2 separate regions of the Homo sapiens genome follow, and region 1 is linked to region 2. Evidence: chromatin contacts called from ENCODE Hi-C or POLR2A ChIA-PET data. All regions are on one chromosome and are shown on one strand. The core of a region is the stretch at or near the end of the contact, and the rest is flanking DNA. Distances in the headings are between cores, read along the strand shown.

The links. Hi-C counts contacts between places; a loop is a spot of excess contacts on that map. ChIA-PET counts read pairs that join two places held with the same protein, here RNA polymerase II (POLR2A). Pooled maps may share reads with other maps.
Region 1: a map of MCF 10A shows a loop between it and region 2 (4-fold over the local background). The contact joins two enhancer-like sites. A Hi-C loop is called at or near these places in 2 of 168 maps with a recorded cell type or tissue (IMR-90 and MCF 10A) and 6 of 50 pooled maps. POLR2A ChIA-PET finds 5 or more read pairs at or near these places in 1 of 52 experiments (HEK293T).

The regions. Positions count from the first base shown.
Region 1 is chr20:9,111,381-9,116,806 of GRCh38, reverse strand. All of the region lies in intron 2 of PLCB4 (phospholipase C beta 4), which reads right to left. Among named protein-coding and RNA genes, the nearest start is that of PLCB4, 45 kb to the right of the region's middle. Within about 2 kb of position 3,481, at least 2 of the 41 ENCODE cell types and tissues checked have a DNase peak (open chromatin) inside an H3K27ac peak, as active enhancers do.
Region 2 is chr20:8,850,615-8,856,684 of GRCh38, reverse strand. All of the region lies in intron 31 of PLCB1 (phospholipase C beta 1), which reads right to left. Among named protein-coding and RNA genes, the nearest start is that of RNU105B, 22 kb to the right of the region's middle. Within about 2 kb of position 1,949, at least 15 of the 41 ENCODE cell types and tissues checked have a DNase peak (open chromatin) inside an H3K27ac peak, as active enhancers do.

The sequences.
Region 1 (5,426 bases), core at 2,232-4,731, 260 kb before region 2:
TATGTTAAAGATGTCCATTCCCCACCCTCATTTAATCTATAAATTTCATATATTCAAGTCAAATTTCCACTGGGATTTTTTTTCATGGAACTTGACAAGCTGTTTTTTAAAATTTATTTGAAGGGTAAAGGGGCCAAAAATAGCCAAGACTTCAACCTACCACATACCAAAAGTTTCTATAAAGCTATTGTCATGGCTGAGATTAGGGAAGGCAACCGAGGCTCCTACAGCCTAAGGGCAGATGTCTGCACCAATTCTATGTCCAGCGCACCTTGCTTGCCTCATCCTAGTCTTAGCTCTGTGATACTGATATAAGGATAGGTGAGGCAAAACTAATGGAATAGAACTGGGCAGACAAAATGGTTGCAGATATGTACATTTTTAGAATACACAACAATACTCTGCATGTGTGTATCTATGTACATGCACAATGTATATATATGTGCACACATATATATCTTATACGTACATATAAGGGACACATACATGAGACAAGAGTATAAAAACATAAACAGAAAAGAAAAATAGAATTCTGAAAAGTTACTTCTGGGGAATGTGAAATGGAGTGGAGTGAGGGGAATTGAACTGGGCACTAATATTTTCATAACTTTAAATTTTGTTTCATAAAAGATTTGAAGCCATACACACACACACACACGCGCACACACACACGGATACAATATCAGAAATGCTAATTTTATAAGTGAAGAATAATACAAAATTATATATATATATTCACATTTCTAGCTATAAATATGTGTGGTCCATGTGGAGGATTCAAAATGTACAAAAAACGATATTGGCTCTTATGTTAAAGTACTAAAATTATAAAAGAGGTATGTTTTTCTGTTTCCCAAATTCCTGTTACATTACTTTAAAATGGTGTTTAATGTTTGATAAAGCATATTACAAATTTGAAAAAGGCCAAATCTAGAGCCTAAAATCATACTTAAAATATAATTATATGAAATAATTTAAGATAAACTTTGCTAATGCTAAACAACTACCTGTGGCCTGCAAGTATTCATTAGGATTAAGAAGAATCAAGCCCATCAATAATCCAAATTAAATGAATAAATTCATATTAATTACACTAAATTTACATTTCAATTATACTATAAGAAGTTTTACCGCATGTTCTCACTCATAGGAGGGAATTGAACAATGAGAACACACGGACACAGGAAGGGGAACATCACACACCAGGGCCTGTTGTGGGGTGGGGGGAGGGGGGAGGGATAGCATTAGGAGATATACCTAATGTTAAATGACGAGTTAATGGGTGCAGCACAACAACATGGCACATGTATACATATGTAACAAACCTGCACATTGTGCACATGTACCCTAAAACTTAAAGTATTAAAAAAAAAGAAGAAGAAGTTTTAAAAATCTATTCATAAAGCACTATAGTGTAGAGGTATTTTTATTATTAAATAATATATAGGGAGGGTTATATATGTGTTATACCTAGAAGCACCTCATTTAAATAAATTTTAAAATGTGTACACATTCCACCTCAGTTTCTATGAGGACCATCAGCACTGTTCTCGTTTCAATTTATTCAGGATTTACAAAATGAATAACGTAAGATTTATGGAAAATTTTAAGTAGTCTAGAGACCCACTGTTCTCAGCATAGAAACTAACCCTTAGAATAAGGTTTACTTATTAAAATAAGGAAGTAACTAGAGAAAAAGAATATAAAATAAAGTCCTTCACCTACTCAAACAAACACAAAGATCCACAAAGGATACTATTTGCAGAACTAACACCTCAGCAAGTATGACAGTAAGGGAAGGGATATCCTGGCCAATTACTCTGTGAAGTTCATAGTCATCAGGGTGGATTCATGGCCAAACACAGCAACCAAAGGCCGGTGTCACAGATCACCTACTCCAGGTAACAGAACTGTGCACAGGCCCTTAAACGTGAGGTCGGTCAAGGCCATCATCAGGAAGTGTGTTCTTTTACAGCAGTGTGCTTTGACAGGAAGAAATGTCGTTACTCAGGCATCTTAGGAAGCCATGTTAATCCTCCCCAGGTGCCATAATATGATTCCAGAAAGCTGCCTTTAATTTGGGGTTGGGGGAAGAGTGCTGACAACAACTGGCTACTGCTCTAAGCAGCTTCTCCCCTGGATGCACAAACAGAACAGAACTTGATAGTCTTCCTCCCCTGATTAATCCCACATTTGAGCCATCACTCATTACCTTGCTGAGTAGTAATTAGAAGGAAAAAGGGGAAAAGCTAGGGGTTTGGAATAAGCTTCAACATTATTAGTGTTTAACACTTCATCTTAATGCAGTGAGCTCAGACTATCATTACCCTCCCTGACACACTCAATATTCATACTCATCTCTAATCCTCTACCTAGGCTGTTTCTTTTTTTTTCTGACTTCTCCTCCAAATGATAAACAAATCAGGTCACTGCCCAGCTTAACTCAACATTGCCATCATCTTACTTTGTCTTCTCCGTTCCTAGCATCAGCACCACCCCTCTGAACACCTTATTAAGCACAGTCCTATGTCAATCCCAAATTATCTCGTTAGAAATGTGTGCCTCCAACAGGAGTAAGTCCCTCTAGGTTTTTAAGACAAAGTCTCTCTCTGTTCCCCAGGCTAGAATGCAATGGCATGATCTCAGCTCACTACAACCTCTGCCTCCCGGGTTCAAGCAATTCTCCTGCATCAGCCTCCCGAGTAGCTGGGATTACAGGCGTGCACCACCACACCCAGCTAATTTTTGTATTTTTAATAGAGACAGGGTTTCACCATGTTGGCCAGGTTGGTCTCAAACTTCTGATCTCAAGTGATCCGCCCCCCTCAGCCTCCCAAAGTGCTGGGATTACAGGCGTGAGCCACTGCGCCTGGCCAGACATCACAACTTGAGCAAAAATCACATTGTGAGCTTGATTAGGCACTCCCTTTCTACCCTGCTGCATGCAACACAACACTAGGTATATATGTCTGACTCAATTTGTTTGGCATTCTATTAATAGGGACGCCAAATGACTAGATTTCTACATTAATGCAATATTGATAATGACTTGGGGACACTGAAAATTGTTCAGAACCAAATGAAAGTTTAATTATGTTTGGCATTATTTTAGCAATTTAGTATATTAGATTATTTAGCAATTTAGCAATCTGGGTTATTAAAACACAAATAAAATTTAGCATTTTAACAAGTTTGGTTATTAGAAAAGTAATACTCCACAAAGGTAATTAAAGTGTGTCTCGTAATATGTGATCTTCCCCAGTACACCAATTCCCTGTATTTCCTGACCAAGATAAAAGCAGTTATTCGGATTTTCCCACCTATAACATATCTGAAAGATATAATAAAATAACACTTTCCATGGAAGACAACAAGCAACCTTAGAATGTAGACTACACATCCCGCGGGCACTTCTGCACAATCAGAATGTGAAGTTCCCTTTCCCAATCACAGTGAGGTTCTCAAAGAATGTTCTCTTGGAGAACTGCCAGTGTTTTGTGCTGCTATCTGAGGAAGCATTCTTGGAGGTGCCCATGAGCTAAAGCAGCAAAGGGCTCCGACTCTAAAACATTTCAAGCATTTTAATTTTTATTACAATTTAAACCATGTAAGCACAACCCTCAGAAAAAGAAAAACTCAATTAACAAGCTTTACTTTAAAGAGTCCATTTTTCTTCTAAGTATAAGCTGTGGGATGGCACCTTGCACACACACTCACATAAATTGATGTCAAGGCTCACAGGACCGCCATTCCTTCACCTCCTAGACTGCTGCATTTCAAAACTTATAATGTCTCCCTTTAGCTGCTTTAGGGACTTGGCATGAGATTTTTCAGCAGTCAGTTCCTTCAGCAAGGCCTGCTTTTGTGGAAAGGGTAAAATTTTATACGTACCAATTTGAGAAGCTGAATTTTTTTTTAAAAAGGGCAAGAGGAAATTGTTATAATTATAGAGACAGCTTTTGCATGCAAAATCAGTTTTCCTTGGGGAAATCTGCATACTCTCTATAAAGAATCCCCAGGCCAAAAGTACACATTATGCTTTTCAGCTCCAGTCTTTTTCAAAGCCATGCACTTGCCCAGGAATTGCATAAAGGGACAGTCTATGAATATGCTCCAGGCCTAGCCCAGATAAGCTGTTTATAAAACAAAAGACTTTACAAAGTTTTTTATAATATTTTAAAGACATATGGTATGCCTGAGGAACTGACCATTATCAATCAGTGTGAGACAATCAATAAAGAGTAGGGTATTTGGGCCAGGCACAGTGGCTCATACCTGTAATCCCAGCACTTTGGGAGGTCGAAGTGGGCAGATCACTTGAGGTCAGGAGTTTGAGACCTGCCTGGCCAACATGGTGAAACCCCATCTCTACAAAAATACAAAAATTAGCCAGGCATGGTGGCCCGTGCCTGTAATCCCAGCTACTTGGGAGGCTGAGGCAGGAGAACCACTTGAACCCAGGAGGCAGAGGTTGCAGTGAGCTGAGATCATCCACTGTACTGCGGCCTGGGCAACAGAGCAAGACTCTATCTCAAAAAAAAAAAAAAAAAGAGTAGGGTATTTGTTTCAACAGGTCTCCAAAACGTATCTAAACACTGTTCACAAAGATAATCACTGTAAAAGGCCTTCTCTTCAGATTCTTAACACTTCCAACTACATAATAAAAATTGGTCACAGTTGTTATGAAATGCTAAGAGTTAAGGATATTTTTGTGATAATGAAAGTAAAGCACAGGTAAAGGGACTATCCAAAATAAAGATCCATTTTTTTAATTTGGTCTAAATGTAAGGCATATTTGTCTTTGCTTTTAATTTTAGAAAAATTTTAGGTAATGAGCCTTGAAAAAAGGTGATAGTAATACTTCCACTAGTGGACTTTAAGACACATTAAATACATACTTCTATATACTTCATAGTGGAAAAAATACTTTGAGAAGGCAATATCCCATTTTAAATCAAAGTAATTATTTCTGTATGGAAGAAAATCCCTATGTTTTATGAGAGTTACTTGGAGCAGGCCATTCGTCTCAAAGAGGCTATTTTTATAATACAATAAATAAAATATTCTTAAATGAACTGCCCATCAATGGGAGAAAATTATCCATTTGTGTTAAAAGAAGTCTATTTTTGTCAGGTCTTTCCAAAGCAAACAAATTAGCAGTGGCTTTGGGAACTGTGAATCCACAGCCTCAACAGCAGTTGTCCAAAATTAAAGGTTTGTCAGAATGGGTGGGTGGAAGATGGAAACATTTCAAATGAGTATAAACATTTTATAACCCAGACAGAACCTTTCAAGAGTATCCCCACAGACTGAAATGATCTGTCACCTGGGCTAGGCCCCAGCTTCATAAATGGAACTTTCATAAATGGAATATTTTCAAAAATAACAATGAGAGAAAGCAACTCTTTGAAAAACAGATTTAAAGT
Region 2 (6,070 bases), core at 700-3,199:
TTCATATACACTGAATAATAATGTATATACTTTTTTGTGTCTGGCTCTTTTTATTTATTTATTTTTTTGAGACACAGTCTTGCTCTGTTGCCCAGGCTGGAGTGCAGTGGTGTGATCTCGGCTCACTGTAAACTCCACCTCCCTGGCTGAAGCAATTCTCATGCCTCAGCCTCCCCAGTAGCTGGGAACTACAGGCGTGTGCCCCCACGCCCAGCTAATTTTTGTATTTTTAGTATAGACAGGGTTTTATCATGTTGGCCAGGCTGGTCTCGAACTCCTGGCCTCAAGTGATTCACCAGCCTCAGCCTCCCAAAGTAAGCAACATATTTTTAAGTGAAAAATTGTAGGCTCCCCCAAATTTTATACAGTATAGGTTCAGTATGGTCCTTTAACTTACATTATCATATTTCAATATGATACTCCATATGATACCATTTTTATGAAGTTAAAACAACTAAGATAAAAAAATAAAGTGTTATAGGAATACATATGCATGATATATATGCACATGTATATCTATAACCATGTAAATATAAAAAACAGGAATATATACATGCACACGTTTCAGATTCATTGTTACCTTGAAGGGCAGAGGGTGGAGAATGAAAGGCCAGGGTACCAGAGGGGGAGAAACCAGTATTGTAGTTTTTGTGGTGTATATGGGTGTGTATTATATTATAAATACAGTAATATGGTCTTGCATGGACCAATGAGAAGGAGGTTGTTCATCCAATTTTCAAAATGTGTGTGTAGAGCTACCTAAATAAAGTAGGAGAACAGAAGGGAAGAAAGGGTTCTAAAAAATAACCAGTCTGTGGCAAATTTTACATCTGAGAAGACCAAAAAGACTGAAGACCACAAAATTTAAGTGACTTGGCCAGAAGTCATTCAGATATTCTTATGACATGAATTTGATATGAAGAAAATACATTTTAAAGGTAGTTTTCCCCCCTTATGGTTTATGGTTGAAGCAGATTCTATTTTCTTACAAATGCTGTGTTCTGATATTTAAAATGTTGTCTGGCATCATTAGGTCTCAATCCCTTCTTAGAACAAAATGTTCCTGCTCTCTCCCATTTGAAGAGTATTCTTTCTTCAGATGAGTTTTCTAAACTTTCCTATTAAACTTGCTGGAATGTGAATGGGGAAATTAGAAAGATTTTTGTTTTTTTGTGTGTCAGTGAGGTGATTCATCACAGCACATTTCTTAGAATTTGGAGGGAATCCTGGGTCTGGGAGTGCTGGTGACTTGGAACAGGTTCTGCTGCAGCTGGGTGAACTTGGTCTTTGTAGACTTCTCTCTCAAGTTTATCTCAAGAGGGGGATTTGACCAAAGAGTTAGAATGGAAATAATGGCATTCTTCTCCCATTTCTTATTTCTGACCTAACAGCACAACTCAAAATATACTCAGGTGTTCTTTTATCTTGTGAGATAACTCCCTAGAATTGGTGGGAGTGAGTGGGGGGGGAAGAATCTGCTCTCCCCTGCACCCCTTACCCCATTTCTGAAATGTCTGAATCTTTCTTCCTTCCAATCATATGCTCAAGAATATCAAAAAGAGAAAGATTTCCAAGTCAGTTCTACATTTTGATCACATCCCCCTATTAATCATATGTTTTTGCTACCATCTGCAACAGAGAGAAATTTTAAATTCATTGTGCATACATCGTTTAAAATTTCCCCTCTCCGTTATGTTATTTAAACTTTTCCTACATATCAATTAGTTTGAAATAATAAGTCTTTAGGCTATCCATTAATTGCTGTACTGTAGACATGATCTGTATTTAAAATTATGCAAGGAAAATTAAGCTGAAGCACGAAGGAGTCTTGGCTAACGGTGAAGGCTTCTTAGCCCTTCAGAGCAAGAACTGAGATAACGAGGACAGGAAATACACAGGAGGCTCCTTGCCGAGTTTGTCGTTCGCCAGCGTGGAGACGTGAAAACAGACTGCTCCAGCTGTGGGCTCTTCCTCGCTTTTCAGTTTTCCTTTTGAATTCTTACTGTATTTGGTCATGCCGAGGCAGAAGAAAACGATTGTCAGCCAAAGGTCCTTTTCCAGTAGAAATTTATTATAAATAGTTTAACAGCAACTTGGCTTCGTAATTAATTTCCCTACTCCCCTCCCCTTGCAAAAAACAACACATCTCCATTCTGTAATCTTGATTAAGTTTGTGGCAGGTAGAAGGGCCTGGACCCGGGAGAAGAGGAGAAAAAGGAGAGGTGTTGGGGCTGGTAGCCTTACTCATTAGTGCCTTGATTTTAGTAAACACCATGGTGTTATTGGAAGAAATATTACTTAGAATGAAGAAGAAATCACAGAACTCTCTGTTGCTTGTTCAGAGCCCCTGAGGCCTGGGACCTCTGCAAGATTCTCGGCTTCCTAATAACCAAGGCTCTAGGCAGTGCTAAAAAAAAATGCCCTCTGAGATCTGTCTGCCTGATCTAGTCCCACCCTGTTGGGTGGTAGTTTCAGCAACTGAGGACTGTGCAATTGAGTTTTGCACACTGGAAAAAGAAAGATGGAACGAGTGTTAGAAAGTGGCTCATGGGTGACATTTTTCAGATCTTCCCTACCCAGGAAAGTTTAAGTTTATGGATGTTTATTTTGCCTTTGTGAGCTCTTCCTTTTTTCCCTCTGGCTTCTTGTTTTTGCCTCATGATTAATCATTTTGACTGCAGATCTGGCAATGTCAAGCATTGTGGGGCTCCTCTTGCCCTCTAGTGGTGAAATAGTAAAGTACAGCACTCGAAATACCATATGCCCATTACGAGTAAATGGTTAGAGCTTGGGAGAACAGCGCTTCTTTGTTGAATAACGCTTTGAAGCTTACACACACAATCACATAAAATGCCTCAGCACAGGGGACTGTGGAAGGAGAAGAAAGCGTCTTATTCTGAGTGTCATCATTTAGGAGACTCACACAAAAGTAAGAGAATCTTTCTAGGGAAATGTTCTCTTTTCTTTGCTTGAACTGAAGTTGCAATTTAGAGGCAGTTACCCTTAACCCTGGCATTTTTTTTCCCCCAGTACAAGTGTTCATAGAAGCACCACATGTAATAGGCAAAAGCTGGAAACAACCTAAATGTCCATCAACAGTGGAATGGGTAAATGAAGTGTGGTGTATTCACATACTTTATAGCAATTTTTAAAAACCCGACTACAGCTATCTACAACAACAAAAAAAGAAGCCAGATGCAAAGAACTATAGACTGTATGACTGTTTATATAAAGTTGCAAAACAGAAAAACTAATCTCTGTGTTGACTGACATCAGAATAGCTGTTACTTCCGGATGGAGGTAGTACTGACTGGGTTGGAGCACGAGGGAAGTTTCTGGGGTGTTGATAATGTTCTGTATCTTGACACAAGTGGTAATTTCATAAATTCTGTAAAAATTTGTCAAGCTGCATACTTTTTATCTGGGCATTTAATTTTTTCCTGAGGCTATCTTATATGGACTAATAACCTACTTTATTTTATTTATATAACTAATTGTCATGAGCATACTATTGGATTTATTTCCTTATGTGCCCAAAGTTCCTTTGATAAATACTTTTTTTAAATTTTGTGATAAGCCATTTTTCAGAAAATTCAATATGCACATGTTTTCATATCATCTGTAAATTCATGCATTCTGTGGAAGTTGTTTTTAGAGATGCTTCCACTTTCCAGGTGGTGACACTCACCTGACCTGCCTGACACTCATGTCCCCAATGGATATGGGGGCTGCCACACTGTAAACTGACATAATGTAACTTCTGGCCACCACTCAGGGGCAGTAACAAAATCAGAGGTCACTTCATGACACCTGGAGCCAGCCAGGGGCTATTGGATGTGATCATTCTGGTATACTGTGCTTCTGTTACCTGTAGGATCTAGCATTGGTGAGGTAAGATGGTTGGTAAATATTATAAGAAAACAATAAACATTACAAACCGGGAAAGAGTTGAGAAAATTGGAGAGCAAACTATGCTTTTGGAGATTTGTGGGGGCCTCTGGCACTTTCCAATCTTAGGATGTAAAAGTGAGCCTTCTCACACTAAGCCAATTAATCCAAGAAGTGAGTGCCTCCTTATTCACTGTGTGCCCCTTGTCTGTAACTGACCCTCTACTGATGTGGCTTCTGTGGACAAAGGAAAGGTTAGAAGAGCAGATTTCCCAGGACCACAGGCCCATCTTAAGGAGGCTGGGATATGGCTAGTGGGAGTTCTGCCTTCCTCCACTTCTTGGGACAGAGGCCCTGATGTCAGTCCTGGAATATCAGGAATAAGGTAACTCAGAGTAGTTTCTGTCATTAGACTCAGACTGGATTGGACAGAATTGGTTTTGCTCAACTCTGTCCTGGAGGATTGTTTTGTGGTTGATGAAAAGGAACACTTTGTAACACAGCAATTTTCTTAGGTTCTTCAATTAGGAGTTAGAAAAATGATGGATCTTTCTTTTGGGAGACCAGCAAAAAGATATTCGCTAATGTCAGTAGGTACAATTTAGAAATGACACTTAGTAACCCCAGATGTGGCTGAAATGACAGAATAATTAGGAGGCAGAGATAAAACCTGGCAGCAGGAATGAACTGAGACAGCAGCCTATTTTGCAACTTTATATAAACAGTCATACAGTCTATAGTTCTTTGCATCTGGCTTCTTTTTTTGTTGTTGTAGATAGCTGTAGTCGGGTTTTTAAAAATTGCTATAAAGTATGTGAATACACCACACTTCATTTACCCATGCCACTGTTGATGGACATTTAGGTTGTTTCCAGTTTTTGCCTGTTACATGTGGTGCTTCTATGAACACTTGTACTGGGGGAAAAAGATGCCAGGGTTAAGGGTAACTGCCTCTAAATTGCAACTTCAGTTCAAGCAAAGAAAAGAGAACATTTCCCTAGAAAGATTCTCTTACTTTTGTGTGAGTCTCCTAAATGATGACACTCAGAATGAAAAAAAATGAAAAAAATGAAAAAAAAAAAAACCAAAAAAAGAAATGGAGATGGAAGCACAGGGCTGATGACTTCTGATGGATAGCAGCAGCTGGGGTGACTATGGCAGACATCACTAATCAATCTTAGTGGTACTTCCAGGCCATCTAGATAGCCTTGGAATCCTTATCAACAAAAAGTCCCAGGCATCTGCTACCATATGATGGAGTTGGCATGCAAAAAGTAACCCACTACCATACAGGATAAGGCACTTCGAACTGAAAGTTGAGTAGACACTCAGGGTTATTTTGCAGCCCAGTATAAATCTTCAAGCAATGACTACCTCCTAGGCTACTGTGGCCTGTTGAAGCAAGTTTATATAAGCAAACACATATATCATAAATTGCTAGGGACCTTGAATAACAGGAAATTAGCAGTTATTAAATGCAAATGACTTTAGGAGGAAGAGAGGTAAAGAAAAAGAGTGAAAAGCACTGGTGGTAGTCAGTGGTGGTATGTGAGTATAAGGTAACAAACAGTGATGGTGACTGTGGCTAAAGGGAGCACACAAGGTCATCTAATCGGGGATTCCACTCCTCAGATCCAGCTAATTGCTGCCAAGTCCATTGGAACATGGCCCCAGTGAGCCAGGTCTTTGAATATTTCAATTAAAGCAAGGAAACATTTTTAAAGGATATCTCCTTATTTTTAAAGTTGGCATCCTGTTCAACAAGAAGATGAAAGAACACTAAGAAAAAAACATTATAACAATGTGTGAGTACAATAAACCATGTTTGTGGATTATTCAGCCAGGTTACTGGTTGCGATCTCTGGCTTAAAGATTTTGGTTGGAATAGGAGCATCAGAGACAGGCTTCTGAAATAGGCTGCTGTCTCGGTTCATTCCTGCTGCTATAACATAATATCTTAGACCAGGTAATTTATAATTAATAGAAATTTATTTCTCACAGTTCTGGAGGCTGGGAATTCCAAGACCATGGCACCAGAAGATTTGGCGTCTGGTGAGGGCTCATCTCCTGCATCCAAGATGATACCTTTTTGCTGTGTCCTCACATGGCAGAAGGGCAAAAAGAGCAAAGCAGGCTCCCTCAAGCCCTTTTATAAGGGCACTATCCCCATTCATGGAGGTAA